4 separate regions of the Homo sapiens genome follow, and all the other regions are linked to region 1. Evidence: read pairs that join two places in POLR2A ChIA-PET (ENCODE). Cell type or tissue: MCF 10A. All regions are shown on one strand. Region 1 overlaps BABAM2 (BRISC and BRCA1 A complex member 2). Region 2 overlaps BABAM2 (BRISC and BRCA1 A complex member 2). Region 3 holds the start of LOC105374383 (a long non-coding RNA gene). Region 4 overlaps BABAM2 (BRISC and BRCA1 A complex member 2).

Region 1 (4,000 bases):
TTAAGTGGTGAGCCAATTAGAGGGTTGGGACTTTATGCCAATGTGTAGGTAGAATGGAGAAGGTGATACATGCTCACAAATGATGGCATGGGAGCCTTCTAGAGCAAATGAACGAGGCGGGCATTGTGGTATGGATCATGCAGTGGCACATACCTCAGAGGCTACCTAGTCTACAGATTAAAATTTCAAACTTGAGTTCAACCCCAAAGAATACATATATATCTACTGCCTGCGCCCGGGGAAAAATACTTGAGTCCTTTTAAATGACAAAAGTAATAGAAAAGCATCTTTAAAAAATAATTCCAGTCCAGGTGCAGTGGCTCACACCTGTAATCCCAGCACTTTGGGAGGCCGAGGTGGGCAGATCGCCTGAGGTCAGGAGTTCCAGACCAGTCTGACCAACATGGTGAAACTCAGTCTCTACTAAAAACAAAAAATAAACCGGGCGTGGTGGTGTGACCCTGTAATCCCAGCTACTTGGGCAGCTGAGGCAGGATAATCGCTTGAACCCAGGAGGCAGAGGTTGCAGTGAGTCAAGATCGTACCACTGCACTCCAGTCTGGGCCACAGGAGAGAGACTCCGTCTCAAAAAAAAAAAAAAAAAAAAAAATTCCAAAGTTCTGTTTTAGGAGAATGGTAATGACTATATTGTGTATGTGAGTGTGTTTCAATTCTTTTGGTAAAAGCCAGAGGGCATTACCAAGTTTTTTAAGATTTCAGATAGATATATAAATTTTACACTGAAAGACTCAAAGCACAAAGAATCCCATGAACTGTTCCTGGGACTCTGCTTTGTCTTTACAGCACTCTGGTTGGGGGAACTGTATGTGGAAAGAGCTATACAACTTCTCCTGCACTCACTCAAGTCACAGTTCTGTGGATATAAGAATCCACTCATGCAACAAATATGTGCCAGGCACTGTGCAAGCCACTATAGTGCTACCCAAACCAACATGGCTCCTGCCCTCAAGATGCTCTAGTGGCCCTTCTCTATGGGTCTCTAGGAGCTTAATAGCTTCACTTCTGCCACTTTCATAGGCAAGATTCAGGCTGAGTTGCAGAGGTGCTCATGAGAGATAGAAAATAGGAATCAAGACTCACATACCATAGTTGCAGTAGCATGCACAATCAAAAACCTATGCCCCCATTATTAAAAATGTTGAATTCCGGCTGGGCGCGGTGGCTCACGCCTGCAATCCCAGTACTTTGGGAGGCCGAGGTGGACAGATCACGAGGTCAGGAGATTGAGACCATCCTAGCTAACACGGTGAAACCCCGTCTCTACTAAAAATACAAAAAATTAGCCGGGCTTGTTGGCGGGTGCCTGTAGTCCCAGCTACTCTGGAGGCTGAGGTAGGAGAATGGCGTGAACCTGGGAGACGGAGCTTGCAGTGAGCCGAGATCATGCCACTGCACTCCAGCCTGGGCGACAGAGCAAGACTCTGTCTCAAAAAAAAAAAAAAATGTTGAATTCCTTGTGATCCATGATGTTACAATAGATAGTACAGGCTAACAGGATATACTACCACTCTTCTTCACTACTGTTTCAATTGCCTTGCCTTGCTTCGCTTCGCTTCTCCATTTTCTCCTTCTTTCTTTCCTTTTCCTTTCCCTCTCTCTCACATACTCTCTCTCTTTCTCCCCTCTCTCTGTCTCTCTCTGTCTCTGTCTCTGTGTCTTTTTTGAGACAGGGTCTCGCTTTGTTGCCTGAACTCCTGGGCTCAAGCAATGCTCCTGCCTCAGCCTCCCAAAGTGCTGGGATTATAGGGGTGAGCCACCACACCCAGCCTTCTTTAGAATGTACTTCTCATCTTTCTTTTGCTCTCCATGTGGGTGATACCCTCTAAAGTGTAACATCCTCTAAAATGTTCCCATAAAGACAAAAATTCATACCACATACTTGTGAATTTGCTTTGAAACAATCCAGTGAAGGACATGGGGACTGTGAAGTGAGTGGGGTACAGGGCTAACCACAGATAGAAGTGGGATGATGGGTATCGAAGGTTCATTACACTATTCTACTTTTTACATATTTTTGGTATTACCCATAATAACTAGAATAAAATAAATACATTAGAAAAAAATTTACCACATCAACAGTTTGCCCTGAAAATATGGTGGTTAAGCTAAGGTCGGAATTAACCATGAATCTGCAAACATAACAGAAATGCATTACTTTGCATTCATGAGTCACTGTGTTTTGAAATAAGCCATGTCTTCAACTCTGCTTCATTCCTTAACATTCCCACACTAAGTCCTACTTTGGTGCTTTACAAGTTGGGTATCCACTAGCTTTTAAAGAAAGAAATCTGTGATCTTACAGGTAAGATCAACTCTTTCAGCAGGCATTTTAAACTGCCACATTTTAAAATAACTTTTATGAAAAAGATATATTTAAAAGAGCACGATTCCTGGGCTCAAGTGATCCTTAGCCTCCCAGTGGTCTTTGTAGATGGCCTGATGGAGTCTCATGGCACAAGAAGATTAAACAATGTCTCTAATTTTCATAAATTTCTGCAATTCAAAAAAAAAAGAGCAAAAAAAATAATTCTTCAAATACTTGTGCAATGACAGAAATGTGGTGATCCAGGTAACTTGCTTTAGTTTCTAAATACTTCATCTCACTCTCTTTTAATGATAATTAAGATCTCATGCACTGACGCTGGCCAAGGGGATTACTTATACAAAAAAATGCATCGAGATAAAAGTCTCAGTGAAAGGAACAGAACCCAAGGCCTAGTATATTTTCAATATGACTCGAGTTTAGTATTGCAGGAATCCAAGTCAGCTCCAAAACTGTGCCCAAGGATGTTTCTGGCAGACGTGCAATCTGGATCATCCACGAAGCTATTTAAAATTACTTGAGATGTTACCACGACAGATTTTAAAGATCAAAACACAGGTGTGTATCAGTGTTGCACAATTCTGTGGTAAGGGAGAACATGAGATCATTCCACCTAGAAACAGACCCAAACACAAACATCCACCTGGAGTTCAGGTGTACGGCTGTCTGAAGGCAGATGAATTTATCTCTGGAGTTTTGTTCTGCTATAAATATGCTCAGATAAGAAATGGGGTTTTAATATATTAATGTTACTTTAAATTGGGTGGGTCTTTTTAGCTGACAAGCATCTTATGTACCTGCCTTTATGCTATTTTTAACCTCTTGAAAGGCTTATTTCTCAATATAAATGGGTTATAGTCACCATAGTTTAAATAGCCTTATTTATTCTTTGCAGCTTCAGTAAACTTGTGAGAGTAACATAAAAGTTTCAGGATAGTCAAGGCACAAATCTTTTCCATTTCATTATGAACCAAGAAAAAAATTATCAAGATAAAGTCTTAAGAAAATAAGTGACTTAATTAAAGCCATCTCATGAAGTAGTATACGCACTTTACCTAATGATTCATTTAACATTAAATAGTTCCTACATAAACTACCTGGGGAAAGGATTATAAATCATGCTGCTATAAAGACACATGCACATGTATGTTTATTGTGGCACTATTCACAATAGCAAAGACTTGGAACCAATCCAAATGTCCATCAATGATAGACTGGATTAAGAAAATATGGCACATATACACCATGGAATACTACGCAGCCATAGAAAAGGATGAGTTCATGTCCTTTGTAGGGACATGGATGGAAACCATCATTCTCAGCAAACTATCGCAAGGACAAAAAACCAAACACTGCATGTTCTTACTCGTAGGTGGGAACTGAACAATGAGAACACTTGGACACAGGAAGGGGAACATCACATACCGGGGCCTGTCATGGGGTGGGGGGAGAGGGGAGGGATAGCATTAGGAGATATATCTAATGTAAATGACAAGTTCATGGGTGCAGCACACCAACACAGCACATGTATACATATGTAACAAACCTACACTTTGTGCACATGTACCCTAGAACTTAAAGTATTTAAAAAAAATACCTGGAGAGAGAGAGACAGAGAGAGAGAGGGAGAGAGGGAGGGGGGGAGAGAGAGAGAGA
Region 2 (4,000 bases), 64 kb before region 1:
TGATATGAGGTAAACATGGTAATTCTAAAATAATATTACACTTTCTATAGATTTGGCTTGAAACAAATTCTAACACATAGCATTGTGGTTCTTAATTTTAATTATTTTACTGATTCCGATTTGCTTTTCAAGTATATTCCTTTATATAAAGATGTGAACTGTATCCAAAAAAGTAAGCAGGTTTTGAGCAACATCACAGTTTTGGTTTTACCGATTTATGTAGTAGCCATCTTGTTTGTTGAGTGCTAAATATTCTACGACGAAACACTGTTTCTATAGCGGGCAGATGAAAGTCTACCTCGCTTAGCTCAGGAACTGAGTGGCTGCTACTACGACAGCTTTGTGTTTTAGTGGTGAGGTGACAGTGCGACATCAATGCAAATAATTTCCTTGGTTATACCAGGAATTGGAGAGCCTGACAAAATCAGAGCTCGGCAGAAGCATTTGTAGCAATAAACAGAAGCTTCTGATTTTTACTTAAAATTTCAAAAGCTGTCCTGATTTCTAATTTATTGGCCTTGATTACAGGCCTATAAGGAAAGAATTATTTAAATGACTACCAGAATTAGTCTGAAGTTGTTGATTTCCTCTGGCTTAAAAAAAAAAAGTCTTACCAGAAACTGTGTTCTCTGAAAAACAAAATAATTGCTTTCCTTTTACTTAATGTCAACTGAAAACCAATGAATGAACAAATGAACAAACAGATAGTTAAAGACAAATACAGAAAGAATAATACTAAGACATCTGTGTGAACATTAGTCATTTAAAATAAAGAAAAACATCAGAGTAAGAACCTTATCATTCATTAGACTGAATAAACACTGCCACCCCAGCCCCAATCCTACAGCTCTGAAATGGAGGAACACAGCAATCAAAGTCTTGCAAAGATACACTGGAAATAATGTGCAGGGCAAAATCCAAAGATAACTTTTTTTCTCTTTTAAAAACATAAGACTGTGGCTGGGCGTGGTGGCTCACGCCTGTAATCCTAGCACTTTGGGAAGCCATGGCGGGTAGATCACGAGGTCAGGAGATCAAGACCATCCTGGCTAACACGGCAAAACCCTGTCTCTACTAAAAACACAAAAAATTAGCCGGGAGTGGTGGCACATGCCTGTAATCCTAGCTACTCAGGAGGCTGAGGCAGGAGAATTGCTTGAACCTGGGAGGCGGAGGTTGCTGTGAGCTGAGATCGTGCCACTGCACTCCAGCCTGGGCGACAGAGCGAGACCCCGTCTCAAAAACAAAACAAACAAACAAACAAAAAAAAAAGAAAAAAATATATATGATTGTTTATAGTAATGACAGAAAAAGCTATATTGTTGTGTTTATATTATAACATATATACATGTAATATATATGACAATTAATAGAACAAATAAGCGGGAGGACAAGGAGCAATGTTGCTATATTTTACCAGAATGAAGGTATTATTAATCTTAAGGCAATTATGTTAAAGATGCATATTGTAATCTCTAGAATAAACCGCTAAGAAAGTAATTCAATATTAGATAGCTAAAAAAAAAAAAAAAAAAAAAGTTCAACAAATGCCCTTCCCCTTACTCACTGTGCTCCAGCCACGCCTGCTTCAGCAGAGCTCTTTGCTGCCTCAGGGCTCAGGGCTTTTGCACAGGGACTGCCTTCCCTGGAATTGCCTTCCTTGGCTGTCTGAATCACTGCTAAGGTCTCAGCGGAAATGTCACCCTCTATAGGAGGTCTTCCCTATAGAAGCATAGGGAAGACCTCACAGCATCTCCTCACAGCATCTTCCTCATCTTCCTCACAGCATCTCCTTCTTATTCTCTATTCATAGCCTTTTACTTTGTTCCATCACGCTATTTGTCACCTTTTGAATGTATATATTTGTTAAGTTTATGTCTTTATTGTCTGTTTTTCTCATTAGACTTCATTAAGAAAGACAAGAAGCTGGGTGTGGTGGCTCATGCCTGTAATCCCAACACTTTGGGAGGCTGAGGCAGGTGGATCCCTTGAGCCCGAGGTGTTTTGAGACCAGCCTGGGAAACAGCAAAACCTCGTCCCTACATAAAATTAGCTGGGCGTCATGGCGCTTATGTATAGTTCCAGCTACTTGGGAGGCTAAGGTGGGAGGATCACCTGAGCCCAGGAAGTTGAGGCTACAGTGAGCCATGATTGCACCACTGCACTCCAGTCTGGAGAGAGAGAAAGAAGACCTCCCCCAGACCAAGACATATAACATATGAGCCTCTCTCATATAACTGTGTCTTGCATAAAGTAGACAAGTCATAAAATATTTGTTTTAAAAATGCATACCATTGTACTTCACCTTGACCTAATCTTTTTTCTCATCAACTAGACAAGAAGTTGGCAAACTTCTGTGAAGGGTCAAATATTTTAGGTCTTGCAAACCATATACTGTCTCTGCTGCATATTCTTCTGCTTCTTTCTGTTTTCTAAGAATCCTTTTAAAATATAAAAGCTACCCTTAGGGCAGGGTGCAGTGGCTCACACCTATAATCCCAGCACTTTGGGAGGCCTAGGCGGGTAGATTGCTTGAGGCCAGGAGTTCAAGATCAGCCTGGGTAACGTGGTGAAACCCGGTCTCTACTAAAAATACAAAAATTAGCCGGGCATGGTGGCACATGCCTGTAGTCCCAGCTACTCGGGAGGCTGAGGCAGAAGAAACGCTTGAACTCAAGGTGGCGGAGGCTGCAGTGAGCCAAGATCACACTACCGCATTCCAGCCTGGGCAACAGAGTGAGACGCTGTTTCCAAAAAAAAAAAAAAAAACAAGCAAACAAACAAACAAAAAGCTATACTTAGCTCAAGGGCCCTATAAAAACAGGCTGACACGGGATTTGGCCCACAGGCTGTAGTTTTCTAATTTCTGTGCTATGTTACTGTAAGTATCTTAAGGTCAACTCTGAGTTATATACTTATATCCCCTAATACCTCGCATAGTACTGAGCATGCAGTAGGTTCTTAGTAAACTCAGAACTCAGTTAAGTTGGAGGTAGAGGAAAACAAGAGAAAAAAGTGGTCAGATTTGGTCTAACAGGAATTTTACCAGGGAGAAAAGGCCTACAGTCCAGGCTGAATGACTCAAAGGGTCATTTACCAAAGATTTATAGGTAATGGAAAAAGACAGCTTGTCATACAGTCACAAATCTCAATACTCAATTGTCTCCCCTTCTAAGCAGCAACTCTGCTCCTGTAGACAGCTGCCTCCTTGTGTGTCTACTTACAGTGCAGTTGACTGGGACCCACAAAAAAAGCATGTAGCTTTTCCCCAGAGGATTTTTTTTGTTCTGTTACTTCGCCTTGCTATCTGGTTCTCTTGCCACGCTGCATTCTGAAAAGCTACTAGTGGACCAGGCGCGGTGGCTCACGCCTGTAATCCCAGCACTTTGGGAAGCTGAGGCAGGTGGATCACCTGAGGTCGGGAGTTTGAGACCAGCCTGACCAACACGGAGAAACTCCGTTTCTACTAAAATTACAAAATTAGCCAGGCATGGTGGCGCATGCCTGTAATCCCAGCTACTCGAGAGGCTGAGGCAGGAGAATTGCTTGAACCTGGGAGGCAGAGGTTGCAGTGAGCCGAGATCCCGTCATTCCACTCCAACCTGGGCAACAAGAGCAAAACTCCGTCTCAAAAAAAAAAAAAAAAAAAGAAAAAGAAAATAAACAAAAGCTACTAGCTTAAAGGTAACATCTACCTCCAGAGGTAAGCATAATTTGGCAAATATGGAATTGCCTATACAACTGCTATGAATAATTCTTAGATGATGGCCAGGAAAGTTTCCTAAAAATAGTTTCTGGATGGGAGCAAGTTTCTGATCCTGCTACAGTTCCAAGATTTGAGACATGCTGAAAATGAATGATGTAAGGAAGGAATAAGTGGATGGAAATGCTCCATGGCCACAATCATGGCCACAGTCCCCACTCCTGGAACTGCCAGAATGCCAGGATGTTGCAGTACCTCCTGAGAGATCCCAGAATCTGTGCAATGCTTTTCCTTAAG
Region 3 (4,000 bases), 190 kb before region 1:
GTTTGGAAAATATTGGGGTTAAGTGGATTTCTTTACTTAGGACTTCTCAGAGCCTTTAATGTACCAGTGCAAATTGGGACTCTCCAGGATGCATTTCTCAAAAGCATCCCATGAAACGGTGATTCGGCCACTCTCTGGTGTTACGGCGAGGAAACAGGCACAAAGTCCTAGGGACAGGGCCACCAGGGAGACCGGAGTCTCTGCATTTTCCCTGGTATCAAAACTAAGCCCATTCATCCTTTTTCTCATTTTGTTTTTGCCTTGTAATCAGGGGCAGAGGTGGTGGGATTGGAGGGTTTATTTATTTAGATGTATGTACTCTGAAGACCAGAACTAAGGCCAGTGGGTAAAAGTTCCTGTTGAGCAAAATTTCAGCTCCACCCAAGTAAGAACTTTAAAATAATTAGACCTGTTTGGACATAGATGGAGCCAACTCATGCAGTAGTGAGCCGCCCATCACTAGAGGGGTCTAAGCCACAACCTACCAACCACTGAATGGTATAGCAGGTTGAATGGTGGTCTCCCAAAAAGATAGGTCTGTGTCCAGATCCCGGGAACGTGTGAATGTGAGCTTATTTGGAAAAAGGGTCTTTGCAGATGTAAGGAGGTTAAGAATCTTGAGAGGAGGAGATCATCTTGGATTCTTGGATTATCTGGGCAGACCCACAATTCAACAGGAAGTATCCTTATAAGAGTGGGGTAGAGGGAGATGACGCACACAGAGAAGGCCTCACAAAGACAGAGCAGAGACAGATGCAGGGACAAGCTAAAGAATGCTGACAGCTCCAGAAGCTGGAAGTGATGAGGAATGGATCTCCCTAGGGCCTCCAGAGGGAGCGAGGCCCTGCCGACACCTTGATTTCCGACTTCTGGCCTCCAGAACTGTGAAAGAGGAAGAGTCTGTTATTTTAAACCACCAAGTTTGTGGTCCTCTGTTATAGCAGCCACAGGAAACCAAGAGAGGTAGGGGTGCTGAGGAGGAAGGCGGCGAAGGAGTCTGCACTGAGTGATCCCAGGGCCTCTTCTGACCCCCTGCCCACTGGTCGTCACCCCCCATGATACCTTTGATTCGGTGATGGGATAACTGTGGTAGGATTCCGCGTCTGTCCCGGGAAGGGGGAAAGCAAATGGACTCAGCTTCAAGGCAGAACTTGAGCTGCTGCTTCCGCAGCTCTGCCAGAGCCACCAGCAAAGGTGCCTACTTTGGCCTCTTTAGAAGATAGTCCCTTAAAGTCAAAGAACCTACAACCAGCTTCTAGCCCCCAGGGTGTCATACCATCTCCACTAAGTGGTCAATGGGCTGCCAGGCAGGTGCCAGTCAAGACTGGCTGAGAAGCTACGAGTTGGGCTATGAGACCAGCTTCAGTCAGTGTCAGTCAGCACAGGGAGGCTGAGCAGCTCAGGCACCGGCTGCAGCTACAGAGGCCTTGCTGGGTCTGTTTTGTGTCCTGGGGTCTCCTGCCTCAGGGACAGAAATCAGCCCAGTGACCCTCCCCCTGCCATAGGCACACACAAGGGAGGAAAGCTGGCACCCATCCTCCACCCCATGTGCAGCCTGTTCCCTTCCTCTGCTACACGCGTGCACTCTTACACGCACTCAGGAGCTCTGTTGCAACAGCCTCTGTGCCCGGAGACAAGCGATAACACGCCCTCCTGCCCGTCTCTTCTTGCCTTTAGTGCCTGGCAAATTAAGACCAAACCCAAGTTGCAGGGCAAAAGAGGATCAATTACCAGGTAAAGGAGGAGGCTGCGGTTTGAATGTCTCAGCAGCATTTTGGGGAGACCTGGGGACAGGATAGAGAGGGGCTGAGGCCAGTGCTCCCTTCAACACTGCCAGTTGTCCAGATGCCTGCAACCATTGGTAAAAGCAAGTCTCAGTTGCTTTGTCCCTAAAGCCAGGAGCCCAGCTGGTTGTGTCAATCAGGGCTGGCCACTCCCTTCAGGGCTGGCCACTCCCTTCCTCTTTGGGGAGCAGAATGAGCTTTGCCCACCTGGTAGAGCGGTGCTGGGTGTCCTGGGCAGGAGTCCCAGCCCTGGCACACCTGTGTGTGCAGTCTGACTGGCTTACCTAGAGCCCAGCAGCCCTCAGTGTCCTCCCTCCTTCCCTCCCTCTCAGGGTGGGGAGGGTTCCCACCTGCCCAGCTTCAGTCCGGGCAGACCCATGCTTCCCCCCACACCCTCAGAGACCCAGGCATCCACCTTCAGAGGTGGCCTCTCTTTACCTGTTGGTTCCCCCTTTCCAAATTAACCCCAAACCCCAACACCACTCCCCAAACCTGAGTCTGGGGGGAAGGGAACGTGGCATTCTCCCCTTTCTAGGTCAGAAATGTTTTGTAACCAAGCCCTCGGGCTCTGCAAATGTTTGCTTGCAGGTTGCTTTGCTCAGCTGGGGCAGGGCTGGGCTGAAGCCCCCATGTCCTCAACTGCCTTCTTCCCCTCCCTTCACCACCCTAATTTCAGGCTCAACTGTGCGCGTTTAGGGCTTCATTAAACTCTTGTCTTGCTTTCAGAAGAGACACTTTCTGCCCCAGGGAGTTGCTACCATGCTTTGTGGAGAGGGCAGGTCCGAGCAGGCTCCAGGTGAGGGCCTGTTGGGAGGGAGAAGGAACATCCTTGCTGGAAGCTGCCTAGAGGTGGCCAAGGGGAAGCTAGCGGGGCGGGAGGCTCAGAGGGTGCCCACCTTGGTGAGGGTCCCCCCGGCACAGAGGGTCTCCCTATCTCCACCACCACCGCTGCGTGCCTCGTTCAATGATCGCAGGTCGCGGTGTCCAGGTCACCCTGTTCCCAGTGCCTGCCCCGCCCTGCCCCACCCTGCCCAGCCAGCGAGCAGGAGCCTCCCGCACCTCCCAACTACTGCTGGCCGCACCCTGCCCTCACCGTCAGGAGGGCCAGGCCTCCCACCCCAAGGGACCTCGCCCACTCTGCCCTCACCTCGCACGTGGGGCCAGGCCCCCCCATTCCAAGAGACCTTGCCCACCCTCCTGGGGCCCTCGAGAGGAGGAAAAGGATCCAGAAAGTGGGCTCTGTGATCCAGACCCTCAACGCAGGCACGTGGTGACCACACTCCCAACCACTAGGACGGACCTGCCTTGTACTGGTCCCAGGAAGGACTCCATGGGGTGAAACTTTCTAGAGAAGCATGTCTCAAAGGGCCTGCTGGCTTCGAGGCCTGGGTTTGCCCCTTACTACCTGTGTGTCCTCCAGCAGATTACTGCATCTTTCTGAGCCTCAGTCTCCCCGTCCGTAAATTGAGGGTACTATACCTGTTCCCTGAGGTGTCCAGGGGAATGGAAAGACATAACGTAGGAGAGAAAGCCTGTTGCTCACTTAGGTAAAAGGCTACACAGACATGAGATATTACTTCTATCAAGGCTGGGCAGGCTGTGAGGAAAACTGTAATAGAGCTTTTAGCATTGTCCCCAAAAGAAAATGCTACGTGCACCGCCCCCATTTCATTCTGTAAGTGCTGTGTTCCCTGCATGCTCTCTCCCTGGCCAAGAAAAGCTCATCTTGCCACCCCCTGCATATCTTTCCTTGGGCTTCACAAGCCCCCTCAGGATTACTTCATGGGTATTCTCCATTGCTGTTTTTACCAACAGGGAAACTGAGGCAAGGAGCAGGAAGGCCCTTGTGCAGATCACACAGTATGTCTGTGAGATGGCCAGGAGCCCGAGCCGGGGCTCCCGACACCCTGCTGGATCTTCAAGGTCCTGCCACTGTCTCTGGGATGAATCTGCTTTCTAACATTCTTTAAGCTTATGCAGGGGCAATCATGAAAAACAGACAGTGTTCTGAAGAGTGTGGCTCTAAGTTAAGGGACTTGGGACTGTCAGAGCTGGCAGGGACCTCAGAGGTCTCCTAGGTTAACCCCTTGGAGCACTGGGCCTGGCAGAAGGGGAGTAGCTGTCCCATCACACGGCTCTGGTCTCAGAGCCTCTCTGCCCCAAACAGAGATGGGCTCACCCCTCTGTCCCAGGAAGCATGGTCCTCCCCCAGAGAA
Region 4 (4,000 bases), 52 kb after region 1:
GAAAGCCCACCGCCTTAACATGCACATAGTGTCACAGCTTTCTGCCTCTCCAGCCAGACCTGTCAATGGAGACTGTGGTTGAGCTTGGGCAGGGGCCTGGCTAGGGCCAGCCTGGCCAGAGGGGCTGTGGCTCACCAGCCCTCAACTGATGGAAAAGAGGCCCAGGCCTTAAAGAGTTTAGAGTCCAGGGAGGCAATATGACAAAGGAGGCATAAACACAGGGAAAAAGTGTGGTGCCATTGTGGAGGCAGGCAGTGGCGGTCAGGAAATGTTCCATGGAGGAGGTGATGATTGAGAAGATCTAAGAACATGGGCAGGACTTTAACGGACCCTGTGGGGGAGGTAAATAAACTCAATGTTCTGGTCTAAGGAGCAGCCTGAGCAAGGTATGGAAGTGAAAAAAATACAAGATGTGTTCGGGAAATCACAAAATTCTGCTTGGCTGGACAACAGGATACACGTAGAGTCCAGCCTAGGGTGGAAAAGTGAACAGGACTGTAACACGGAATCTGAATGCCAGATGGAGAGCTGTGCATTTACTTCGCTTGGCAACAGAGAGGCATTGAAGCTTCTCAGCAAGGACATTACAGGACTGGAATTTACTTCAAAGGACAGTGACAGTTCCACATGGATAAACTGAAATAGGAAGGAACTAGAAGTTAAGAGCCCCTCAGGACCCATGGCAACTGGAAGACTGAACTAGGTAATGATAGTAGGCATGACAAGACTCAGAGACATTGTGGAGAGTGGGTTTTTAGTCCAAAACAACTGGCTGGCTAATAGGGGCATGAGGTATGGTCAATGCCTTTAAGATGTACCACCTGGGCACCAAGAAGACAAGAGTGTCATGAATAAAAACAGGCTGTAAAGAAGAAACATTAGCTTATTGGGGGAATGATGAGTTTAGTTTCAGGCCCTTTAAATTTGAGGTGTCAACTGAACACACAGATAGACATGTCTATCTAGTGGTTAGAGAAGCAGATCTGTAAGCAGGGAGAAATGCTGAGATTAGAAATGGGGATCTGGGTGTCATCCACAAACAGGCAATGCCACAAAAGTGTCTAGGGATGTTATCACAGGAAGCACAATTTAGCATAATTTAATGGGTTGAAAAAAGGAAGGAGTAGCAGTGAAGGAGACAAGGAAGGATCTAAAAACTCCAAGTTATGGAAGAAAAAAGCTATATTATAAAACACATGATAGACATACTATCATGAGGATCAGATGGGATGGTAAAGTGAAAAGCAGTTTGAATATTTTAAAGTACTGAACAAATACATATCTGTTATTGTTACAGTATTGCATATTTAATCTCTAGAAAAGCCAGGCTTTCCATAATCTTCCAAAGCTCCTTCTCCACCAAGTCAAATGGAAATGTGATCTCCCACTCTCTTGAACTCTTATAGCACTTAATAAGTATTTTCTCAAGGAGCACTAACTAAGCATCAACCATGGGCCAAGCACTACAGTAGGGCCTTTCTCATCTACCTCCCCACTTGGAGTAGATGAAACTGAAACTTAGATTTATTCCTCTTCACAGAAGATGAAATGAAGCTCAAAAACGTTAACTTAAGCCAAGATTGCCAGCCAATAAGTGAAGGAACAGGGGGCTTCTGATGCCATGTATTAATATGCCTTTTCTATTAATCCACAAGTCACAACTTGCCATATTTGTTCTGATCCCTCTTACTTTGAGGAAATTAAGGAGATGAGCCACATTTCATTTATGCTGACAGCCTCTGAAGCACCTAGCAAAGGGCCTCACATGTGGTTGATTCTCATTGGGTTTCTGTTGCCTGAAAGAACAAACATGCATATTGCAGGTACACAGGCCTCAATAATAGTGAGCGTTCGTGGGCTGGGAAGTTTTGAGTACTCATTTCCAAGGCAGATGTAACTTAACAAAAAGTTCTAAAAACAAATTCTGTACTTGTGAAAGATGCCACCTGGTCTGCCTCAGGGCTGAAGTCCTCTTTTTATGCACAGAGTGGGAACAGCACAGGGAATGAGGAAGCTGGTTGTCTTTAAACCACTCCCACAAAGTGGCTCAAGCCAAGAAAAGGGCCCACACCTTTCGTGGAAGAGTGCTATGCAGACTCTCATGCCCATTTAACCTTTGGGTTCACTACAACAACTGCCAACAGTCTGGGGAAGAGGGAAAGGTAGAGCATGTTTCACGCCAGCTCTGATGATGTAACCTTAAAACTCACAGCTTTTCTGCCAGGGGAAAAAAAAGCAACTGGTTTAGAAACTATTTTTTCCCCTTTTCTAATATTCAACCAAAATCTAATTTGCATCATTGACTACTAGCTTTTTTTTTTTTTTTTTGCATAACTCACCATTGACTTTTTTTTTTTTTTAATTAACAGAACTTACTCGTGTCTAATTCAACGGATTGGTTTTGGTTCCTTGGAAGACAAATGTATAGGGCCAGAAATATGTTTATTTCATAAATGTCCCTTGTGCAAGAACACAAAGTTCTTCTCAGAAGCATTTACTCTGCAAGTCATAGAAATGCGCAGTGGGAGACCGGTAAACAATATGCATCTAAGCATCGTAAGGGCGTGCAGCCACGTGCGGCAGGGCTGCCAGGGACACCAGACAACTATTCCACGACCCTGGGCAAACAGACTTCAGAAGTGGGATCACATTTCAGAGCTTCATCAAATTAGAACACATCTCAGAGTCTTCTACCAATGAATCTGACTGATGTTCTCTTTTGTCAGGATTGTCTAATTTGTAGTCTTTTTAGGGTACAACAAATCAATATTTTTTCCTACATATGATGACAAGACCCAAAAGTAGCCCTTTTCTTTTCCAATTGCTGGGAGTAGTTAACGTGAGTATAATATCTTTGCCTCCTGCATGGACAAGCTGGGACAGAGGAACAGTCAGACTGGAATGGGGTTCCTCCCAGGCCCACGATATCTCTCTATGCCCATGGAGGAGATGGTGGGAATGCAAGCCTTCTCTTGGTAATTTTTACCCAGTGTGGATGGGGCTATTGGTCTCTCCTGAGCCTCTCCCTGTCAAATGCACTGCATGGGGCTTGGGACTTCCTAGAAAGAGCCATAGCAGAAACCAAAAGGAGTACAAGCCTCAGCTAGGGCAAGAGTTTGACGTTGGCTTTGGGCGGGTCCACATGGGATGCTTTTCCCATGACTCCTGAAAGAACTCTCCAAGTCTGAATCGATAATCAATGCTTGGATAGCTCAAAGTTGACAAGATAGTATAAAACACAGAAAATAAATGAGAGCTTAGCACAGTCAGTTCTCAAAACCTATCCCATGACTACAGCCTTCTTGAAATGGCATGTCTGTTCTATGCTCTGAACTCTGGAAGAATTAACCACAAGTATTAATAACTTTAGCAAATATCTAAGCCCTTATAGAAGTCATACCCCAAGTTTACTTCTTTTATGTTAATCTTTCTCTAAAACCTCATTTTGAAAACTTCTACTTAAAGATATAAGAATGTTTGGTAGTTTGTTTTGGTATTATAAACGTAGTTCTACCAAGTGAATTTGTAGCAACCAGGAAAAGTATAAGACCTTTCAGTGAGGCATTTTCCAATATTTTGGTGAGAACTACTTATTCACCTAGAAGACTGCCAATTAGGCAATTGATAACTGTGTATTGCATTTATGCACGGCATTAAAAAAAAGACTTGTTCCTCAACTCAATAAGTAGCTTGCAATTCAGCAAAAGATTTTTAAAAATCCTTATCACCAATTAAAGCTATGATGGGTAGATTATAATATAAATATAGATTATAAGATTAATATAAATTCAGTGTTACAAAGAGCTCTGGGGAAGGCTAGACTAATTGTCCTCAGGGAAAATGGTTGGTAGAGATGGTATTTGAATAAGGCCTTAGAAAAAGTATAGTATTTCAACAGGAAGAGGGGTTAGAGAAGGGCCTTGTACATGGAAGGAGCAGCTTTAGCAAAAGCACAGAGGCAAGAGAGTGCTGGCAATGTAAGAAAACTTCAAGTGCTCAG

Evidence for each region. Peaks named below come from ENCODE experiments on the same cell type or tissue, not always from the same donor. Only the 100,000 strongest peaks of a DNase experiment are listed, where the experiment ranks them.
Region 2: POLR2A ChIA-PET joins it to region 1 with 10 read pairs; 2 of 35 experiments call an interaction of 5 or more read pairs at or near these places.
Region 3: POLR2A ChIA-PET joins it to region 1 with 17 read pairs; 2 of 35 experiments call an interaction of 5 or more read pairs at or near these places.
Region 4: POLR2A ChIA-PET joins it to region 1 with 12 read pairs; 3 of 35 experiments call an interaction of 5 or more read pairs at or near these places.

What each region holds. Positions count from the first base shown.
Region 1 is chr2:28,184,273-28,188,272 of GRCh38, reverse strand. The region is part of intron 7 of BABAM2 (BRISC and BRCA1 A complex member 2); the gene reads right to left. All of the region lies in intron 1 of LOC100505736 (a long non-coding RNA gene), which reads left to right. Among named protein-coding and RNA genes, the nearest start is that of BABAM2-AS2, 120 kb to the left of the region's middle. In MCF 10A, no CTCF peak of the experiment used is centred here; a DNase peak (open chromatin) is centred at 2,202.
Region 2 is chr2:28,247,857-28,251,856 of GRCh38, reverse strand. All of the region lies in intron 10 of BABAM2 (BRISC and BRCA1 A complex member 2), which reads right to left. Among named protein-coding and RNA genes, the nearest start is that of BABAM2-AS2, 61 kb to the left of the region's middle. RefSeq lists an enhancer at 1,557-2,057. In MCF 10A, no CTCF peak of the experiment used is centred here; a DNase peak (open chromatin) is centred at 1,616.
Region 3 is chr2:28,376,121-28,380,120 of GRCh38, reverse strand. It overlaps LOC105374383 (a long non-coding RNA gene), which reads right to left and starts at 2,766. Exons shown (of 3, transcript XR_939876.3): 1 at 2,681-2,766. RefSeq lists an enhancer at 1-210. In MCF 10A, no CTCF peak of the experiment used is centred here; DNase peaks (open chromatin) are centred at 1,650, 1,970 and 2,550.
Region 4 is chr2:28,132,533-28,136,532 of GRCh38, reverse strand. The region is part of intron 7 of BABAM2 (BRISC and BRCA1 A complex member 2); the gene reads right to left. Among named protein-coding and RNA genes, the nearest start is that of MIR4263, 140 kb to the right of the region's middle. RefSeq lists a silencer at 944-1,144. In MCF 10A, no CTCF peak of the experiment used is centred here; a DNase peak (open chromatin) is centred at 2,082.